Linked DNA regions of Homo sapiens: regions 1, 2 and 3 are each linked to region 4. The links are chromatin contacts, found by Hi-C or POLR2A ChIA-PET in ENCODE. All regions are on one chromosome and are shown on one strand. Each heading gives the region's core, a stretch centred on a gene start or an enhancer-like site at or near the end of the contact. The rest is flanking DNA. Distances are from core to core; before and after follow the strand shown. Region 1 overlaps MXRA7 (matrix remodeling associated 7). Region 2 holds the start of SUMO2 (small ubiquitin like modifier 2). Region 3 holds the start of KCTD2 (potassium channel tetramerization domain containing 2). Region 4 holds the start of H3-3B (H3.3 histone B).

The links. Hi-C counts contacts between places; a loop is a spot of excess contacts on that map. ChIA-PET counts read pairs that join two places held with the same protein, here RNA polymerase II (POLR2A). Pooled maps may share reads with other maps.
Region 1: a loop to region 4 is called in a map of posterior vena cava, with 9 times the contacts of the local background. The contact joins the enhancer-like site here to the promoter of H3-3B in region 4. A Hi-C loop is called at or near these places in 1 of 168 maps with a recorded cell type or tissue (posterior vena cava), 1 of 37 single-sample maps with no recorded cell type and 6 of 50 pooled maps.
Region 2: a pooled map shows a loop between it and region 4 (14-fold over the local background). The contact joins the promoter of SUMO2 here to the promoter of H3-3B in region 4. A Hi-C loop is called at or near these places in 2 of 37 single-sample maps with no recorded cell type and 9 of 50 pooled maps. POLR2A ChIA-PET finds 5 or more read pairs at or near these places in 4 of 52 experiments (OCI-LY7, WTC11, activated CD4-positive, alpha-beta T cell and 1 more).
Region 3: a pooled map shows a loop between it and region 4 (7-fold over the local background). The contact joins the promoter of KCTD2 here to the promoter of H3-3B in region 4. A Hi-C loop is called at or near these places in 2 of 37 single-sample maps with no recorded cell type and 10 of 50 pooled maps. POLR2A ChIA-PET finds 5 or more read pairs at or near these places in 2 of 52 experiments (HEK293 and activated naive CD4-positive, alpha-beta T cell).

What each region holds. Positions count from the first base shown.
Region 1 is chr17:76,676,464-76,681,664 of GRCh38, reverse strand. MXRA7 (matrix remodeling associated 7) reads left to right here. Exons shown (of 4, transcript NM_198530.4): 4 at 786-2,099. The coding sequence ends at 798. Among named protein-coding and RNA genes, the nearest start is that of MXRA7, 32 kb to the left of the region's middle. Within about 2 kb of position 3,089, at least 4 of the 41 ENCODE cell types and tissues checked have a DNase peak (open chromatin) inside an H3K27ac peak, as active enhancers do.
Region 2 is chr17:75,180,715-75,185,818 of GRCh38, reverse strand. SUMO2 (small ubiquitin like modifier 2) reads left to right here and starts at 2,860. Exons shown (of 4, transcript NM_006937.4): 1 at 2,860-3,005; 2 at 4,631-4,762. The coding sequence starts at 2,985. RefSeq lists silencers at 2,561-2,790, 2,921-3,320 and an enhancer at 2,902-3,552.
Region 3 is chr17:75,045,345-75,050,903 of GRCh38, reverse strand. KCTD2 (potassium channel tetramerization domain containing 2) reads right to left here and starts at 3,679. Exons shown (of 6, transcript NM_015353.3): 1 at 3,315-3,679; 2 at 1,576-1,684. The coding sequence starts at 3,653. ATP5PD (ATP synthase peripheral stalk subunit d) reads left to right here and starts at 3,935. Exons shown (of 6, transcript NM_006356.3): 1 at 3,935-3,979. RefSeq lists enhancers at 3,696-3,990, 3,875-4,460, 4,399-4,468 and a silencer at 3,569-3,998.
Region 4 is chr17:75,778,341-75,783,399 of GRCh38, reverse strand. It overlaps H3-3B (H3.3 histone B), which reads left to right and starts at 3,621. Exons shown (of 4, transcript NM_005324.5): 1 at 3,621-3,743; 2 at 4,216-4,353; 3 at 4,437-4,590; 4 at 4,677-5,059. The coding sequence starts at 4,226. The coding sequence ends at 4,805. RefSeq lists enhancers at 63-242, 3,929-4,533 and a silencer at 4,031-4,300.

The DNA.
Region 1 (5,201 bases), core at 1,840-4,339, 900 kb before region 4:
TAGATCAGGACCCACCCCTCCATTTGAGGTCTGCAGGGCTGTCTTGACTCCTCTGGAAATGGACATGACTCTAGAGGAAGGTGCTAGTGTGGTAAAACAGGGAAGGGGAGGAGGAGGCCAAGGAACCCCAGCTGTGGGGTAGTTCTGGTTCTTCCATCTGATGTATGCAAGAAACTACAGACAATAGACCTGCCAGTGTGAATTTCCAGCTCAGGCTGGAAATGCGTGCTGACTGTGACCACCAGGAGAGGGCGTCAGAGGGACAAGATCAGACCTGCTGGGTTCTCAGTGGTCCCAGGGCTGGCAGTGTGTCTTGGTTCATAAAAGACGGGCATGCAGTTGGCTCCATCTGGAAGCGTGCATCCTAGGGTGCCAGTATCCCCCGAGGGGACAAAACTCAGCCAGCGGGAATGGGAAATTATCTAGGGTGATAGGAATATTGTCAGCACAACCACACAACCCAAGATCAGAAAGGCCCTTGGCAACTCAAATGCCCAAGTTCCTTCCTTAAGTACCCTGCAGAGGCTGAACAGGGTCTGTGGGCTGCCAGGTTCTGTGCGGGATCAAGGGGAGCTCTGCAAGCTCTGGCCGGCTTGGCGGCACAGACTGTCTTGCTGCAAGCGATGAGAAGCAAATCAGCAGTGGTTTGAGAAACCAGAGTCTAGCGCAGCTTCTGCAATTCCAAACATTCTCCTTCCTCGTCCCCATTTCCCCCTTTCCTTGCCCATGGTGCAGGATGGAATGAGTAAAATAAATTATCTTTTTCTCCCCATTTCTCTTTACAGAACTGAAGAATAACGAAGTTATCCTTAGCGTCCTCCTAAAGGCTTTTCCTTTTGGCATCTTAAAAGCTTGAGAGATAAAACGGAAACCCCAGAGAGGAGTCTGGGCAGGCTCCCAGGGTGCATGCTGCCTCCATAAATCTGCTGAGCTCTAGACCCTCAATCAGGACTTGTCCCTTGGCTAGCAGGATCCTGGGAACACCTTTGGCCCTGCCCTGTGTAGAGATGTTCATGTCTGTTCCTGTGGGTCACTTTGTTAAGCTGAAGAGTTTTAAGAGGTAGAGCTCAGACCCTGGACTGGGATTTTTCTTACCACTCAAACTTGCTATCCACACACCCTGCACACCTTAGATAAAAAGAACATTTTAAAAGCAGAGTTCACTTTCACTCCAGTCTCCCCTCTTTTGCCCTCACTGAAGCCAAACCACAGAAGACTTTGAGGAATGAGAGACAAATGAGGTAGAGCTCACCTGTGCTCACCAGCTCCGTCAGGGTGGTCAGCCGACCCCTTTCCCTGGGAACCCCACTTCTCTCTGTGGCTGGCTTGGTTGTCGGGGGTGAGATGCCATATTGATTACAGGGCAGCAAAGAACCAGTACCAGGAATTTACTTGACCATTCCCCTTATTTTTCATCTAGAGGAATCTCGGATTCAGCCCTTTCATTGCTAAGACACCTTTTCACTGAGGTTCTTACCAGCTCAGCCAAATCTCCACTCTGCTATAGCAGAAGCAATAATGTTTGCTTTAAAAAGATTTCTTGACCTATGCCTTTTCTTAGAAAGTTTGATAGATTAGTTAGAACTTCAGATCATCAGATCAGTCTCAAATGGGTTTCTTGGAATTTTATATTTGACAATATTTATACTATACCAAACTCATTTGCAGTTCTTAGGTTTGTTGGTTAAAACATTTTTTTAAAGCAGTAAGTTTATAGAAAATGTTTTCATTTAATGGAAGGCTGGGGAATGTCCAGCATCAACCCCTATGGCATGCATTCCCAGGGGCCTTCTCATCTGGGCCTGGAACCTTTGGTTCAGGGCTTAGGGGAGAACAGGCCACATGGCAACAGCCACACAGTCATTGCCTTCAACACAGAGCCACGTGTCCCCAAACAGCAATAGTCATGCCCTTGTCCAGGCTGGGATCTAATTGACACAATAGGTCGTTGACTCCCTCCTAGTAGAGCTATCTAGGTTTGTCTGGAAAGTTTCCGACCCTGGCTTATAGGCACCACACCTCATGTACTCCTCATGGCTTGGATCTCTGTATTCAGCCTTTGTTCAGTCCAATAAACTTTGAGTAGATGATCTCAATTACTGTGTGTTTTTTCAGTTTGCTTTGTTTTAAAACAAAATCCCTTTTGAACCCATTGAAGTTTGACCTTTCTTTCATTTTGATGCCTCTTACTCTGCAGCAGAGTACAAAGCCATACATCCACCCTGTTAAAAAATATGCAGTCACCATGGCTGTCAAAACCACATGACATGATCTGTGTTCACTCAGGGACATATGGATTGTGCTTCCATCCACAGAGCTCAGCACATCCTTTCTGTTCACGGGAATTCCTCTTCTTCTTCTTTTTTTTTTTTTTTTTGAGACAGGGCCTCCCTCTGTTGCCCAAGCTGGAGTGCAGTGGTGCAATCACAGCTCACTGTGGCCTGGACCTCGTGGGCTTAAGTGATCCTCCCGTCTCAGCCTCCCAGGTAGCTGGGACTACAGGTGCTCACCACCACACCTGGCTAATTGTTTTATAGAGACAGAGTCTGACTATGTTGCTCAGGCTGGTCTTGAACTCCTGGGCTCAAGTGATCTTCCCATCTTGGCCTCCTAAAGTTCTAGGATTACAGGCATGAGCCACTGCACCTGACCCTCTTTCTTCTTACAGGAGGGCACAAAGCACACATCATAGGCTGCTGCTTCACCAGACAGGGGAACCGACTGTAGACACAGCTTTCCCAGGGGACAAGGGAGGCTGGGAAGTGGGACTTCAGTATTTCAACTACTAGATGCTGCTCTAGACAGAAAATTTTGCAGGATGGAAGATGCGGGGCTGAGGAGAGGAGGGAAGGGTGAAGCAAAGGAATATGGTAGCAAAAGTATGGGAGCGAACGTGGAGACCACCCCTCCAGGCAGTGTGGGGGATGCCAGTGGCCCAGGGCTATGCTGAGGTCCTGCGGTTGCAGAGCCTGTAACGTGCTTACAGCCGACCCAGCTGCAGAGCAGGGCTGAGAGGTCCGACACTGTGATGTGGTTTACGTTCTCTGAAGGCACTGAGCCCGTGGTGTGTGGGGGGCAGGAACTGCAGAAACCAGAAGAGTGAGATGCAGCCAGGATGCAGTGCCCGGCTGGGCTGAGGAGCACAGGGCACCAGAGTGGAGCAAACAACAAACATATGGCTCCCTGGGTTCGGCAGCCGCCTCGCCCCACCTGAGGTGTTTGTGCTGCAGAAGTTGTCCTGTGCTGGTCAGATGGTGTAGCTGAGCCTCATAAAGATAACAAGACATTGCTCCCAGCACAGAACCCGCGTGGAGCAAACATTTAGGCCAGTCTTCCTCCACACCCATCCCTTGATAAAAGGGGCAGGGCCGCCACCTGCCATAGGGTATCTTGTGCAAATTAGGAAAAGGCACCCCCCTTTCTCTGGCCAGTGAAACCCCACAGGCTTCCCTCCCCGCTCCTTTGCCAAGCACCGTCTTGCACACACTTGTATGCTCCCTGATTTCCCAGCTGATAATGTTTTTTCTTTCTCCACTTTCGGCTCATTCCTCTCAACGAAGGCTGTTTCTAACCTACTTCTTCATAGCACTACCTCAAGCTGCTTCATGGAGCCTATCTTCTTCCTCATTACATCACTGTGGGACATGCAGTCAACAATCAAATGAGGCCCAAAGGGAAACTGAGGCACAGAGCACCTAAGTGATACCTGGGGTCCCCAAACCTCCCCGGCAAACCTGAGATTTCGCATCCCAGTTTTTAGAGCCCTCAAAAGTTGCGTGTGTCAGACCCAACCAGCTCCGATGTTCTAAGTGGGTTTTATTTTCATTTTCTTCTTGTTCTGAAAAGCAACCGCAGTCACACAAGAGAGAGGAGAGTCCCAACTCCGCCGGCTGCACACAGGCTCCCTCTCTCCCCAGTGGGCTAGGAGCACCTTCTTCCTCTTTGTCCTTTCTTCTCGACAGAGTTCAGAAGGAACAGCTGGCTGCCATCTTCAAGCTCATGAAAGACAACAAGGAGACGTTTGGCGAGATGTCCGACGGCGACGTGCAGGAGCAGCTCCGGCTCTACGACATGTAGACTGCGCCCACGGGATGCACAGCGGCCATGCCTGATGCTGTCCCCACCCTTGCCCCATGCCCTTGTTCTTTCCAGACTTCTGTAGGCCTAATTTTCCCTTATAAACATAGATGCAGGCGTACATTCTATAGGTACTTGCCGAGTTCTTGCAGTGTGTATATTACTTTGCAGGAATCAAAATTGTTTTATTCAGAAGACAAAGTCCCTGACCCCTCTGGTTTCTGCTTGCTGGTGAGGTTCCAGCTGTTATTGGGCTCTGAGGCCCTCTCCTGATCCAAATCTTTTTTTGTTTGTTTGAGATGGAGTCTCACTCTGTCTCCCAGGCTGGAGTGCAGTGGCGTGATCTTGGCTCACTGCAACCTCCACCTCCCTGATTCAAGCGACTCTCCTGCCTCAGCCTCCCGAGTAGCTGGGATTGCAGGCATGCACCATCACACCTGGCTAATTTTGTATTTTCAGTAGAGACAGCGTTTTGCCATGCTGGCCAGGCTCGTCTCGAACTCCTGACCTCAGGTGATCCGCCCACCTTGGCCTCCCAAAGTGCTGGGATTACACGCGTGAGCCACCATGCCCGGCCAATACTACACTCTTATTCTGCCTTACGAGGATTTCTGGAAGCTTCTGTAACTGTAGGGAAGAAAGCTGTAGGGGAGCATGGTTTTTTTGTTTTGTTTTTGTTTTTGAGACGAGGTCTCACTGTCACCCAGGCTGGAGTGCAGTGGTGCCATCATGACTCACTGCAGCCTTGACCTCCCAGGCGCACAAAATCCTCCTCTCAGCCTGAGTAACTGGGACTACAGGTGTGTACCACTACATCCAGCTAAAGGAGAGCGTTTTTTTCTTTTTCTTTTTGAGACAGAGTCTCACTCTGGCGCCTGGTCACTGTGCCCTTCACCTTCTGGGTTCAAGTGATTCTCCTGCCTCAGCCTCCCTAGTAGCTGGGATTACAGGCATGCACCACCATACCCAGCTAATTTCTGTATTTTTAGTAGAGATGGAGTTTCACCATGTTGGCCAGGCTGGTCTCGAACTCCTGACCTCAGGTGATCCACCTGCCTCGGCCTCCCAAAGTGCTAGGATTACAGGCGTGAGCCACCATGCCCAGCTGGGAGCGTTCTTTCAGC
Region 2 (5,104 bases), core at 1,611-4,110, 600 kb after region 4:
GGGTATTTCCATATTGCAGTATCTTTGTGTTTTTTTGTTTTTTTGTTTTTTTTTTTGAGACGAAGTCTTGCTCTGTTGCCCAGGCTAGAGTGCAGTGAGTGGTGTGATCTTGGCTCACTGCAACTTCTACTTACTGGGTTCAAGCGATTCTCCTGCCTCAGCCCCCTGAGTAGCTGGGAATACAGGCGCCTGCCACCATGCCTGGCTAATTTTTGTATTTTTAGTAGAGACACTGGGTTTCACCATGTTAGCCAGGCTAGTCTCAAACTCCTGACCTCAGGCAATCCATCTGCCTTGGCCTCCCAAAGTGCTGGGATTACAGGCGTGAGCCACCAGAGGGTTTCACCATGTTAGCCAGGCTGGTCTCAAACTCCTGACCTCAGGCAATCCATCCGCCTCGGCCTCCCAAAGTGCTGGGATTACAGGCGTGAGCCACCAGAGGGTTTCACCATGTTGGCTAGTCTGGTCTCAAACTCCTGACCTCAGGTGATTTGCCCGCCTCGGCCTCCCAAAGTGTTGGGATTACAGGCATGAGCCACCGTGCCCGGCTGATATTGCAGTATCTCTTGAGAGTGTTTTTTTTTTTTTTTTTTTTTAATGGAGTTTCGCTCTTGTTGCCCAGGCTGGAGTGCAATGGTGAGATCTCAGCTCACCACAACCTCCTCCTCCCGGGTTCAAGCGATTCTTCCGCCTCAGCCTCCCGAGTAGCTGGGATTACAGGCATGCGCCACCACACCCAGCTAATTTTGTATTTTCAGTAGAGACAGGGTTTCTCCATGTTGGTCAGGCTGATCTCGAACTCCTGACCTCAGGTGATCCTCCCACCTCGGCCTCCCAAAGTGCTGGGATTACAGGCATGAGCCACCATGCCCGGCCTCTTTTGAGAGTGTTGATCTGAACTAGATGGTCTTCCTGCTTTGGCCTATCACACATCTAAGGTCTTAAGCCTCTTCCTCCCCAAAGAGAACCTACAGAAGGCCAGCAAATGCAGCTCCATCCAGAGGCCAAAGAAATTAGATTTGGTAAGAAGGTGGAATAGACAAGATTTGGCCAAGATTGATTGGATGAGGAGTGTGTGAAGGAGAAGAAGTCAGGAATGTTGCTGGCCTTTCCAGCTTGGGGCAGCTGTTGTAGTGGTGTGTCACTCAGTTTAAGAGTGACAGGTCAGGAAGAAGGACCCATGTGGAAGGTAAAGTGAGGAGTTTTAGTTGAGAGTTGCTGGGTCTGAGGTGCCTCTGGGATATCCAAGTGGAGATGTTCAGAAATCAACTGGAAACTCAGAAGAAAGACGTGGACTAGAAATAATGGATTTGAGGATCATTAGCAAAGAGATGGTAATGAAAATCGGTGAAATCATCCTCGGAGAGGGAATGGAGTGATAAAAGGATCTTGAAGAAAACCCTAAGGAACAGTTAAGGGAAGGAGTGAGTAAGAAAAAAAATTGCAGAGAGAACAAAGGACAGGCTAGAGATGAGAGGAAAACCTACCTCCTGCAAAGTTCAAGAGGAGTGACAAACTGAGAAGCATACTGGATTCAGCAAAGAAGTCTGCGGTGACCTTGTGGAGAGCAGTTTTAGTGGAACTTTGGGGACAGCACCAGATTGCAGTGGGTTGAGGAGTGAGTGGGAGGGGAGGGGTTGGAGACAGCTGGCGGGGACATTTTTTCGAGCTGTTTGGCCAAGAATGGAGAGAGATAGGATGGTAACTTCATAGAATTGGGAGCTTTTTTTTTTTTTTCTATACTAACGGAGGAGAGGAAGAAAATTCAGGGACAAAAGGAAATAATAAAGCCCCGGGGGAAGAAGCGAGATGGAATCCAGTGCACACACATCGGATTGTTCTTCAGACAGGAGGGACGCATGTGTATGTTTTAACTGGATGCAACGAGGAAAGGATTAAATTGGCTGGAAGCTTGATTGTTGGGTAGTTCTCGCTTATGGATACTGTTTCCTCTTGGAAGACAGGCGATGAGTAAGGATCTCGTTGAATGAATACATGAATATTTTCCCGTAGCTAGTCAAAGTCTAGGGTTACCAGCAGGACAGAAGAAGACACTGTAGGCCGGGCGCGGTGGCTCACGCCTGTAATCCCAGCACTTTGGGAGGCCGAGGCGGGCGGATCACGAGGTCAGGAGATCGAGACCATCCTGGCTAACACGGTGAAACCCCGTCTCTACGAAAAATTAGCCGGGCGTTGTGGCGGGTACCTGTAGTCTCAGCTACTCGGGAGGCTGAGGCAGGAGAATCACTTGAACCCGGGAGGCAGAGGTTGCTGTGAGCCGAGATCGTGCCACTGCACTCCAGCCTGGGCGACTGAGCGAGACTCCGTCTCAAAAAAAAGAAGAAGAAGAAGAAGAAGAAGACACTGCATTTTAGGCAAGAGTCCGGTGGGAAGCAGGTTGAGATTGACTGAGAGGAAGTAACCATGGGAGGGCTGCTGGTCCACTGAATGAGAGAGATTTTTCCAGAACCTCATGCTGGGGCTTTGATTTAGGAATCCCCTTCCTCCTCTAGTAAGTCTGCCTTCCCTGGCCTATGGCTTACGTCTAAAGCCTCGAGCCTCATCGTTCCCACCGAGGACCAGCTGGAAGCCATTTTGATTATGCTCCACCACGAAGGAGGACAATACAGCCCCGCCCAGAGCCAGGCGCGCCCCCGCGGCGGGCCGGGTGCGCGTGTCCGCGCCTCTTCCCGCCGGCCGGGCGGGCGCCTGGCCCAGGACGCGGTGGCGTGGGACGGGGGGTGGGGGTGGTTATGTAAGCGTTGCGCGCTCCCGCGAGGCGCCAGCCAATGGGAGGCTTCGGCTACTCGTGCTCGCGCACGCAGGGTGGGGGGAGGGAGCGCACGACGTGCGCGCACCCTCTCCCCTCGTCCACCGCTGCCGCCTCCTTCTTCTGCCGCTCCTGGTGCTGCTTGTGTGCTCGTTTGGTGCGGACCTGGTACCTCTTTTGTGAAGCGGCAGCTGAGGAGACTCCGGCGCTCGCCATGGCCGACGAAAAGCCCAAGGTGAGCTCGCCGCCGGCCCCTTCGCCTCGCCGCGCGGTGGGGGTCATGGCGCGGGCCGGGGTCCGGCCAGAGCCCGCCGCTGGCTCCCAGCGCTTTCCCGGGCCCCCCACGGGGCCGGCCGCGGCTCAGGCCCGGGCGCTCCGCGCCATTTTCCTCCCTCCCTCTCTTCCTCCCTCCCGCGCCGAAGGAGGCCCCGCCGCTCTCTCCCGCCCCCGGCGGCCTCCGAGTGCGCGCCGGGCGCGAGTTGGGCGGGCAGAAAGCGGACGCCCGCGGACCCACCAGCCCCGAACGGGGATTCTTGGCCCAGCCGGCCGGCGCGCGTGAGGAGGGGCGTTAGGGCGCGCGGGGTCTCCACCTTCTGTCGACCCCGCGTCGGGTGTTGCAGTCTCCGAGGCGGCGAGGAGTCCTCTGGGCTCGGGCTTCACCTCTCGGGTAGGAACCGCGGGCATCTGGGGACCCCTGCCTGGGGCCGCGGCGGCGGGGCGAGGGTTCGGGGCGAATCAATGGGCTGCGGACGGGCAGGAACCTGGATGCCCGCGGGCCGCCGTCCTGGGCCTGGGGGTAGGGGGATTCCCGTGGAGTATTTCCCACTTTAATAGCCTCAGGGGCCCGAAGGGGGAGGGGCAGCGGCTTTTCCCTGGGTGCCAACGAACCCCTAATCCGCGAACACCATGTGGTTTCATGAAGTTGGAGGCACAGGTACGAGCAGAGAGACTTTGTGCGGCTTAACTTTTGAACGCGGCTTTTGAGGCACCCGGAGACTTCCCGGGAGGACTTGGGGACACCCATCATCGGGGCACACGGGACTTGCTGCTTTTAGTTTGGTGGCACCCCCCGCCTCCCGCGCCTTTACTTTCTGGAGCGTTTTAGGGCTACAGAATTGCTTCTGCACTCGATTTTGGACAACTTTAGGTTGGGTCGAAATCTACAAGAAACAAATCAGGATAAAACTGTGTATTTGACCCATGACAACAAAGGGGGGGAGGGGAGAATAAGTGCTCTTAACCGAAAATAAAAATGAAGCTGCTAATAGAGGAGAACGTTAACTGTGGTCCTGACTGAGTATTACCGCTGTTCCGGGGGGAATCGGGATATTCTTCGATTGTTTTTTTTGTTTGTGTGTTTCCTTTAATGGAGATTGGATTTAGGTTATTAAACTGAGTTTGGTAACTTTTTAATGACAACGGTAATGAGTTTTGAATGGCAGGCTGTAGATTTATTGTTTTGTTTCTTGCAGTTGTACTTAAAGTGCTTAGAAAAGAGAAGGGACTCTATTTTTAACTTTTTTGGGGGGTAAAGTATTTTGGGAGTGATATATGTCATTTTAGGAAGTTTAACTTCAAGAGAACGTTGCAATACACTGAATAGGACCCAACTTTAAACATATTGTTGCTACTGATAGTATTGCATGTAGGCTTTTCCGTATCTGACAGCTATCTAATACTGTTACTGCAGGATTTTTCCGCTTTCACATTGATTTCAGCAGCTGAAAACAGCAGTATGCCGTTTTAGCATACAGTATGAGAAACCTGTTGATTTTTGAAGCAACTAGGGCTGCTGCTGCTTTATAAAACGTGTTCGTTGATCACATTTCCCAAATTATACTTTTATTTTTCTTTTAACAGGAAGGAGTCAAGACTGAGAACAACGATCATATTAATTTGAAGGTGGCGGGGCAGGATGGTTCTGTGGTGCAGTTTAAGATTAAGAGGCATACACCACTTAGTAAACTAATGAAAGCCTATTGTGAACGACAGGTGAGGAATTCATATGTGTACTTCCACTGAATAAAACTATTTTTAAAAATCTTATTTTCATGGGAACAAAAACTAGACTAGCACATTACAGTGACTTTTTGATGGGATGAATATGCACTTGGCACGTCAGTTTTGTCGTGCACTTGGTATATTGATAGCTCGTGAAAACCCTTAGGATGATTTGGTTAGTATTATATGTGGTTCCAGTCCTGTGCCAGAAATCCATCAAATTATATTTACAATAATTTTTTTTTACCAAGGAAATGTAATTTTATGTTTATAAGAAAATAAGAGTGAACTTGGTAAAATTACTTATAAGTCTTTTATTATTTTATTTTATTT
Region 3 (5,559 bases), core at 2,430-4,929, 730 kb after region 4:
ACATTTGAGACCAGCCTGGGCAAGATAAGATAGACTCTGACTCTTAAAAAAACAACAAAAAGATCTCCCCATACCCCAAATATGACAAAAATAACATTGAAAATTGGTTAATCTGGGATATAGGGAGTTCTCTGTGTTATTCTTGCTCTTTTCTTGCTTATTTTGAAGTTTTAAATTACTTCAAAATAAAGTTTTTTTAATTAAAGGCATTAGAAAAGATACTTAACTAAAAGAGGGTAATTGAATTTTTGTATCACAAAGGATAAATGCTTGAGGGGATGGATACCCCATTCTCCATGATGTGCTTATTTCACACTGCATGCCTATATCCAAACATCTCAGGTCGGGCGCGGAGGCTCAGGCCTGTAATCCCAGCACTCTGGGAGGCTGAGGCAGGTGGATCACTTGAGGTTAGGAGTTCAAGACCAGCCTGGTCAACATGGTGAAACCCTGTCTCTACTAAAAATACAAAAAATTAGTCAAGCATGGTGGTGCACGCCTGTAATCCCAGCTACTTGGGAGGCTGAGGCAGGAGAATCGCTTGAACCCAGGAGGCTGAGGTTGCAGTGAGTCAAGATTGTGCCAGTGCACTCCAGCCTGAGCGAAGAAAAAAAAAAGAAAAATCTCATGTACCCCATAAATATATACACCTACTAGGTACTTACAAAAATTAAAAAAGAAAAATAAATAAGATTAAGATCACCCATGAGTTGGTAATTGTTGAAGCTGGATAGTGGATGCAAGGAATTCACTGTATGTACTATTCCCATTACTTCTGTATGCGTTTGAAATATTGTTTAAAAAGGGACATTTAAAAAAAGAGAGAGAGAGCAATTCCTCTTTCTACTAGCTGAAACAGAGTTGTTTCACAGTCACTTCATTAACTAGTACAGCCATTACAAGCTTTCTTACTCAGAGCCAAAGCTCCCAGATCAGGGTGCCCTGGATTTAGGGACAGTCCCCTTTACAACTGAATGCCTTCAGTGGGACCATGCCAAGCCTTGTAGAAAGTGGACTAGACCCACTTATAGTCCCAATGCCCTACAAACCACAAAGATGAGGCAAGTAATGATACACCTGACAATGAACTAGAGAATGAATTAGGTCAGCTGCAAACATTTACAGGGAAGCATGAGGCCAGAGTCTTAAAAGAAATGAGGCCAAGCCTTTATTATTTTTGTACAACTGTGAGTTCAAACCAAAATTAAAACTATAAATAATTGAATGTCAGAGATGTCTTGCTTCTTCAGACTACAGACACTCACTGCTAGCACACAAACAAATGTAAAAAAAGGATCGTGACAATTCTGGAGATTCGGAAAGAACTCCTGAAGTTATCTGCAAAGCGGAGCTACCTATCTTCCTTCTCACCCAGGAAGCTGAACAAAGCCTAAGGAGGCTTCCTTAATCATGACTCCCTCAGACAAGACTGGTAGTTTCTGCTCTGTTTCATAAACCTGAAACTATACCTGCACATGCGCCTGATGAAAATGTCAAACAAAATTGAAATCTGTAAAACAACTTTAAAGATTCTACTTGCATTTTGAAAATCCCCAATGCAAACAGTGCGCTTACCTTCTTCTGCCAACTCCTTAGTGATGATGAGTTTCCCGTGGCGGAGGTAGTTGAGGATAGGACCAAAGTAGGTGGGGTCCCTGTCAATCAGATAGGCTCCTGTCTCATCCTGCCAACCAAACACAAGGGTATCATTGTGGACCTTTGAGGAGTATTTTAAACAAAGGCAGGGCAGGATTTCACCATCTTTGTCAGCGCCCCAAGACAACAATTCATTCCATCAGCTAAAAAAGACTTTAGTGATGGCAAATTTTGTTACACATTTGTCACAAACTATTGGTAAGAAAGCTATAGCTTTATGTATCTTGTACATTAAGATCATCTTAGGTAGGGTGTTACAGACAGTCATACTCATTTAGGCGTTTACTTACTGGCTGGAATTTGCAATCTTTGCCTGGACAATAATTACAGTGACAAACATTCTTCTGTAGCGTGTTTGTTATTAAGAAAGGGAGAAAATGCCGTAGCTGTGTAACTGAAATCTTTGCTTGAGATGGACATTCTGACTTTTCCACTGCCTCTGAACTGCATTCCTAATTCCAAGAAAACCTCTGTGTAGTTGGCAATGCTCCTGAGCTCAAGGCCAACATCAGTGGGAGTTTGCACTGCCAGCTGTAATCTCACACACCCCAGCTCTGTGCCCAGAGGAAGCTCGGTACTGCCAGGACTTGGCTCTGAGCAGCTTTAATCCTACTCATCTTTACAGTAAAAGGAACAAGAAGAAACTGGCTTCTATTACCACAAGGAGGATATAGAGTAGATAAAAATAATTCCTTTATAAGCAAGGGTTTTGAAATCTCTTTAAAGTTAGGGCAGGATAGGTTTCCATCAATCTGAGATTTCTTAGAGAAGAGGAATAAACGAAAACAACAAATGTTTACGCAACTCCAGCTCTGTTTTGAGGTCACCAGCTGAGTGCTATATGGGATATAAGATGGTGTGAGTTATGGTCAGTGCCTTTAAGTTGAGAACTTAAAGGTGAATACGTAAAGTTAAAAAGAAATTGACACAGTTCAAACTGGAAATGGTTTAAGTGTCTTGTCACCTCTCAACCCTTTGGTTAGCAGCCATGCATCCTGCCCAAAATTTTCCCGGGAAAATTTTCATTTTCCTTCTGTCTTAGCCTAGATTTGCAGCGGCAAACAGTAACCTCTTTCCAAAAAACGCATTTGATCTAAATATGGACCTAAACCAGTGACTGTTAACAGATAAAAGTTCTGCGACCAGGACTATAGAAAAGCAGTGTGATATCACAAGGAGCGCTTCCTGCAGCTGTGGAAGCCCAACTTGGCAGAGGGGTCCGAGAGGGAGTCTGAGAAAGCTACAAGGATGCCTGAGCTAACCCTGACCCAGTTCTGGATGCATCTGGCACCGGCAGTGGGGGGACTGAAGAGGAGCCAGGGAAAACTCATGCAGATCTCAGTGGGATGTCAGGGGCAGAGAATATGGAGAAGGGGTGTGGAGTGCGTTCTCGTGGGTGCAGGTGGGCGCAGTGTGGGAAGGAGTCTCAGAGAACGAAGGGCGGGGTCGGGGAGAAAGCCAGAGTATGCCTCAGCATGGAAGAAGGGGAGTGGGAGGTCCCTCTGAGGCCCCTGCGAGTAGTGTGGGAGGGAGGGGGAGGATGGGGTCCCGGCCTGAGGGGGCTGCCTGTGAGGAGCGTGTCTCAGGACTCTGGGGACCGATCTACGAGAAACCAGGGGGTTCGAAGGCCCGGGGGCGCGCCCGAGGGCGGGGCACACCTTGTCTGAGTCCAGCTCCGGGTCCTCCTGGCAGCAGAGGCGGCAGAGAAATGACTTGGGCTCCCGGCCTAAGGTCTGTCTGGTGGTCACGAAGTAGGTGCCTCCCACGTTCAGCCTGACCCAGCGGGCCGCGCCGCCGCCCCCTGCCCGCTCGGGTGGTCCGGGACCCGGCTCCAGCGGCTGCGCGACGGCGGCAGCCGGGCGGCCGTGCCCGCGGGGCGTGGGGCCAGCCGGGCGTGGGCTGGGGGGCCCGCGGACTGGGCCACCCCCGTCGCCCACCCCACTCCCGCCGCCCCCTCCCAGCCCCGCCATCGCCGGGTCCAGCTGCAGTTCCGCCATCTTGGACCGCCGCCGCCACCGCTGCTGCCCGCGCGCAGCCGGGCCGGCCCATTTCTCGGCAGGGAGAGCCGGGCCGGCCCATCGGCGGGGGTGGGGCAGAGGGGAGAGGGACGGGAGCGCCCCCAACCAGCGCCCGGGGACCCGCGCGGGGGAGGCGCTGTGCCCGCCCCCGGGAAGATACTTCCGGAACCAGCCCTCATCTCTATTGGCTGATCTGCGAAGCAAGGCCCACCCCCTTGGCTTTGGGGTTGGCTGAGGAAAGATCTTCCCGTGACCCACTTCCGTTACTTGCTGCGGAGGACCGTGGGCAGCCAGGGTCGGTGAAGGTGAGTGGGGCTTGGGGCATTGGATCCGATCCCTGGAGGGCTCCTCTGCTCTGCCCTCTCCAAACCTCACGCCGACCCTTGTCACGCCCCCGTCAAGGACGCTGGGCCCTCGGCTTGCCCCGCTGGCAGAGTGTCCCTTGTGTAGCTGCCGCTCCTCGCCCCGCGATCCCTTCCTCAGCCCTCCTTGGCGCGCGGGGTCAGGGGGGCCCGGCTGTGTCCCAGGCGCCGCTGATGTAGGCGCTGCCACAAGCCGTGTCTCGTGCAGTCCGCTCCCAGCGCGGCAGACTTCAATAGTTTGGTGGGGGGACTGGGGAAACATTACGCAGACAGTGTTAACCTGCCGAGGGACGCTCAGCTGGCTGCGGGGCTGCGCCCTTCCCCTTCGGCAGCTTCCAGGATTCGAACGTATAGAGCGTTCAGGGCTCCTCGGGTGCAGAGTTCGGTTACTCATTCAAGAAAGATTCATTGAGCACCTCCTATGCGCATGATCTGTTCTAGGCGCTGGGGATTAAGCAATAGATTTTTAAGAATTAAAAAAAATTTCGCCGGGCGCGGTGGCTCACGCCTGTAATCCCAGAATTTTAGGAGGCCAAGGCGGGCGAATCGCGAGGTCAGGAGTTCGAGACCAGCCTGGCCAACGTAGTGAAACCCCGCCTCTACTAAAAATACAAAAAATTAGCTGGGCGTGGTGGAAGGCCCCTATAATCCCAGCTGCTCGGGAGGCTGAGGCAGGAGAATCGCTTGAACCCGGGAGGCGGAGGTTGCAGTGAGCCGAGACCACGCCACTACACTCCAGCCCAGGCGACAGTGCGAGACTCCGTCTCACTCACACACACACACAAAGTTATTTGTGACTTCCATTTTCCACTGATGTTGCGGGAAATCAGGGACCCCAAACAGAGAGACCGGCTGAAACCATGGCAGAAGAACGTGGATTGTGAAGATTTTATGGACATTTATTAGTTCCCCAAATTAATACTTTTGTAATTTCTTATGCCTGTCTTTACTGCAATCTCTAAACATAAATTGTAGAGATTTCATGGACACTTATCACTTCCCCAGTCAATACTCTTCTGATTTCCTATGCCTGTCTTGTCTTTAATCTCTTAATCCTGTCAGTTGAGGATGTATATCGTTCCAGGACCCTGTAATAATTGTGTTAACTACAAAAATTGTACAGCATGTGTGTTTGAGCAATATGAAATGTGGGCACCCTGAAAAAAGAACAGGATAACAGCAATTGTTCAGGGAACAAGAGAGAACCTTAAACTCTGACCGCCGGTGAGCCGGGCAGAACAGAGCCATATTTCTCTTCCTTCAAAAGCAAATGGGAGAAATATCGCTGAATTCTTTTTCTCAGCATGGGATATCCCTGAGAAAGAGAATGCGCACCTAGGGGTAGGTCTCTGAACTGGCCCCCCTGGGGCGTACCTGTCTCTTATGGTTGAGACTGCAGGGGTGAAATAAACTCCAGTCTCCCATAGCGATCCCAGGCTTATTAGGAAAAGGAAATTCCCACCTAATAAATTTTGGTCAGACCGGTTGATCTGAAAACCCTGTCTCCTGATAAGATGTTATCA
Region 4 (5,059 bases), core at 2,372-4,871:
GAAGAAATAGAGTTCACAGCACTGGATTTTAAATAATAGATGTATATCATGAGCTTCAGAATAAGTGTGTACTGGTGGAGTTGGGAGATGATATCATCCAAACTGCTTAATTTACAAAAGAGGAAACCGAAACCCAGAGAAGCTAAGTAACTTGCACAAAGTTACTCAGCAAGTTGGTAACAAGAGGAACTAGGACAGTAGCCTACAAGACTACATCACATTCACTGTTGGGTTTTGTTTGTTTTGTTTTCTTCTGCTTTTTTTCATTGTATAAACATTTTTTATTCTTCCTCATTTCCTGTGTTGCTTTTCCTCCGTTGTACCAATCTGGAAAAAGTGAAACATACCTGCATGACTACGAAGTAAGAGAGACAGCCTTTTTTTTTTTTTTTTTTTTTTTTTTTTGAGGCAGAGTCTTGCTCTGTTGCCCAGGCTGGAGTGCAGTGGTGTGATTTCGGCTCACTGCAACCTCTGCCTCCCAGGTTCAAGCAATTCTCCTGCCTCAGCCTCCTGAGTAGCTGGGATTACAGGTGTGTGCCACCACGCCCACCTGATTTTTGTAGTTTTAGTAGAGACGTGGTTTCACCATGTTGGTCAGGCTGGTCTCGAACTCCTGACCTCACGATCCACCCTCCTCAGCCTCCCAAGAGCTGGGATTACAGGCGTGAGCCACTGCGCCCGGACTCCTGTTTCCACGAATCATACTTAAATGGATAAATGTATATCCATACCTTTTTTCTCCGGGTGGCTTTAGTTTCTAATAATCAGCAAAGCTGGAAAGAAAATGACTGTCCATCCACACAAAGGCATGGAAATGACAGGATTCTGTATAACCTAGAAAAATCGTGAAACACAGCAGGGAGTGGTGGCTGAAGCCTGTAATCCCAGCACTTTGGGAGGCCGAGGTGGGCGGATCACAAGGTCAGGAGATCGAGACCATCTTGGCTAACATGGTGAAACCCTTGTCTCTACTAAAAATACAAAAAAATTAGCCAGGCGTGGTGGCGGGCGCCTGTAGTCCCAGCTACTCAGGAGGCTGAGGCAGGAGAATGGTGTGAACCTGGGAGGCGGAGCTTGCAGTGAGCCGAGATGGCGCCACTGCACTCCAGTCTAGGCGACAGAGCAAGACTCCATCTCAAAAAAAAAAAAAAAAAAAAAAATCGTGGAACACAAAGTGGGGGACCAATTTAGAAAGCCTATTCCTCTTCTAGGCCAAAGTCAAAAAAAAAAAAAAAAAAAAGATGACAAGTTATTTTTCTGTTTGCATCCCAGAGAATTTGACAGCCTCATATGTGTGTCTAAACAGTCCCCTGTTTCTTAACTTGACACAGGTTTGAGAATAAAGCATGAGAATCCACCTAGGTTTCTCTTCTCAGCATGGCATTAATAAAATCATGTAATTTTTCCCTACCTCAAATTTTGAGTCAAAGGCAGAAATCAAAGTTGGTTATCACAGTAAATTTAGGTATATGATGATTAAATACATAATGTGCACGTTAAGATTAAGAAGGCTGGCTGAGCGCGGTGGCTCACGCCTGTAATCCCAGCACTTTGGGAGGCGAGAGGCAGGCGGACCACGAGGTCCAGAGATCGAGACCATCTTGGCCAACATGGGAAACCCTGTCTCTACTAAAATACAAAAAATTAGCCGGGCATGGTGGCGCATGCCTACAATCCCAGCTACTTGGGAGGCTGAGGCAGGGGAATCGCTTGAACCCAGGAAGTGGAGGTTGCATGGAGCTGAGATCGCGCCACTGCACTCCAGCCTGGCAGCAGAGCAAGAGTCCGTCTCAAAAAAAAAAAAAAAAAAATTAAGAAGGCTGAAATAATAACAGGAATTTGATACCAGAGATTGAGATGAAGCTGAGCTAGTTTTTCAAAGTGTGCATTTTTTTCTCATTGTTTGATACTTGACCACTGGTGTGACAAGTCAATATTGAGGTATTTGTACTTACGTACTGTAATTCTCTGAAGGTCAGGCATGGTGGCTCATGCCTGTAATCCTAGCACTTTGGGAGGCTGGGGCAGAAGGATTGCTTGAGTCCAGGAGGTCAAAACTGCAGTGAGCCGTGGTCACTGCACCACTGCACTCTAGCATGGGTGACTGGGCAAGACCCCACTTCAAAAAAAAAAAAAATTACCGGCCAGGGGCGGTGGCCCATGCCTGTAATCCCAGCACTTTGGGAGGCCAAGGCGGGTGGATCACAAGGTCAGGAGATCAAGACCATCTTGGCTAACACGGTGAAACCCCGTCTCTACTAAAAATACAAAAAAATTAGCCGGGCGTGGTGGCAGGCGCCTGTAGTCCCAGCTACTCGGAGGCTGAGTCAGGAGAATGGTGTGAACCCAGGAGGCGGAGCTTGCAGTGAGCTGAGATCGTGCCACTGCACACCAGCCTGGGCGACAGAGTCAGACTCCGTCTCAAAAAAAAAAATTAATTTAGTTGAAACCTATGCATACCTGTATCTGCTACTTTTTCTTTTAATAGTTTAGAATATTTGCTGGACCAGCATCAGAACTATAGAGTAGAATGCCCAAGGCTCTATTTCAATTTTCTGGGCTTTGCTTGGCTAGTCTTAACCTTAAGCCTGCTATGGTATTTTATATACTTGAGGCAACTGAAGAACTGACTATTACAATCTACCCAAGACATTTACTTAGGCAAAGGTAGGGATTAGCATATTTACACATTTGTCATGTTTCTTCAGAAGTAATACCTGCCAGGATATGCTATTAAACAAAAGGGCACATATCTAGTTTAGTTATCTTTTGTTTATTCTTTATGGACATGCAAATACTATAGTAGGACTATTTACTTTCTAGCTGTAGTCATTTCATTCACTTGAAGTACATAATTCAAGTAACATGTTGCTTAGTAAGTTACCTCTTGTTTAAGCATATGGAAATCAAAAAATATTTTGTGACACCTTAAAAACATACAAAACAGTTCCTCTAAAATAATTTATTAACATGTTTATTTGTATTTATTATTTACCCCTTCCCACCCCACCAAGAGACCTGCTTTTTGTTAAAAATGTATGTGCATGATATATGAAATACTTGATAATATAACATGATTTACTGAATTCTAATTCTCACACTACGCACTTAACTATCAAAATATTATGAAAGGTAAATAATCCAGGGAACACATTTTATTTTACATCGGAAAATATTTACAAAAATTTTGTTAAAGTAGCCTCTCTGGGTGCATAGCATTCGCTTGATGCCTGTGAGTTTAGACTCCTGCTCATTCTGATAGAGACCAATGCAATTCATTTGCATTGACTTTCTATTGCAGAGCTTTGGAACCAAGGGAAGGATCCAAACATAGCTCCATTTTATCCAATCAGAAGGGCCGCTTAGTGCTAAACTCTGATTCGTCCATTCCTCTTTGCATCCATCCAATCATTAGGCCACTTTAACAGCCAATCAGCGGCGTAGATATGCACCAATCATGGAACAGTGCCGAAGCACGGCCTTTGTGTCGGGGGATGTCAGCGCGTCGGCGAAAGCGCCCACCAATAGAAAAAGTCGTTGGTGTATGCAAATAAGGGTTCTATGACGCAGAGACGCAGCGTGAAGCGTGCCTATAAAAACGGAGGCGACGCGGGGGCTTGGAGCGCAGAGCGGTTTGGTCGTTCGTTGGGCGGTGCTGGTTTTTCGCTCGTCGACTGCGGCTCTTCCTCGGGCAGCGGAAGCGGCGCGGCGGTCGGAGAAGTGGCCTAAAACTTCGGCGTTGGGTAGGCGTTCGTAGGTTTACCCGCGGCTTCAGGTTCTGCCAACCGTTGGCGCCGCGCGCCGCGGCCGTTGGGAGCCGAGCGGCGGGGGCTGCTCGGGCCGCTGGCGTCGGGTCGGGTATGGGGCCGGGAGGTTTCCCCTTGGGGCTTTGTTCCGGAACTGTGTCCCCGCCTTTTCCCGGCGGTGATTCAGAGGTCCCGACGCCGGGTTCCGGGCAGTCGGGCCTCCGCCCGTCGAGGAAGGGAAGTGACTCCTCCCCGCGCTCCCCCTCCCGGGGGAGGCTGCCGCTCCTCGCAGCCTGAGTCATTAGGGGAGGGGGAGGAGGTTGGCGGCCCTCGGCCATCTGCTGCCGCGAGGTGGGGCGCGGGGAGGCGGGAGGCCCGGCGGTGGGGCCAGGATCTGTTCCTCCCCCCGCAGCCCTGGGGGGCGGCCCGGGTGAGCGCGGCGGCCTTATCTTCGGGGCGTCTTTCTTAGGTGAAAGAAAATGGCCCGAACCAAGCAGACTGCTCGTAAGTCCACCGGTGGGAAAGCCCCCCGCAAACAGCTGGCCACGAAAGCCGCCAGGAAAAGCGCTCCCTCTACCGGCGGGGTGAAGAAGCCTCATCGCTACAGGTAGGTCGGGCGGGGGAACAATGGCCCGGCGGTGGCCGGCTTTGTGCGGCAGCGTCCGCTCACTCCTCCCCTGCTCGCTGCAGGCCCGGGACCGTGGCGCTTCGAGAGATTCGTCGTTATCAGAAGTCGACCGAGCTGCTCATCCGGAAGCTGCCCTTCCAGAGGTTGGTGAGGGAGATCGCGCAGGATTTCAAAACCGACCTGAGGTTTCAGAGCGCAGCCATCGGTGCGCTGCAGGTAAGACAAAGGCCTGGAGCCGGGGGAGGGCTGGGCGGTTTCCGCTCCCCGAGTGGGATTAATAGTGCGGCTCTCGTCCTCAACAGGAGGCTAGCGAAGCGTACCTGGTGGGTCTGTTCGAAGATACCAACCTGTGTGCCATCCACGCTAAGAGAGTCACCATCATGCCCAAAGACATCCAGTTGGCTCGCCGGATACGGGGAGAGAGAGCTTAAGTGAAGGCAGTTTTTATGGCGTTTTGTAGTAAATTCTGTAAAATACTTTGGTTTAATTTGTGACTTTTTTTGTAAGAAATTGTTTATAATATGTTGCATTTGTACTTAAGTCATTCCATCTTTCACTCAGGATGAATGCGAAAAGTGACTGTTCACAGACCTCAGTGATGTGAGCACTGTTGCTCAGGAGTGACAAGTTGCTAATATGCAGAAGGGATGGGTGATACTTCTTGCTTCTCATGATGCATGTTTCT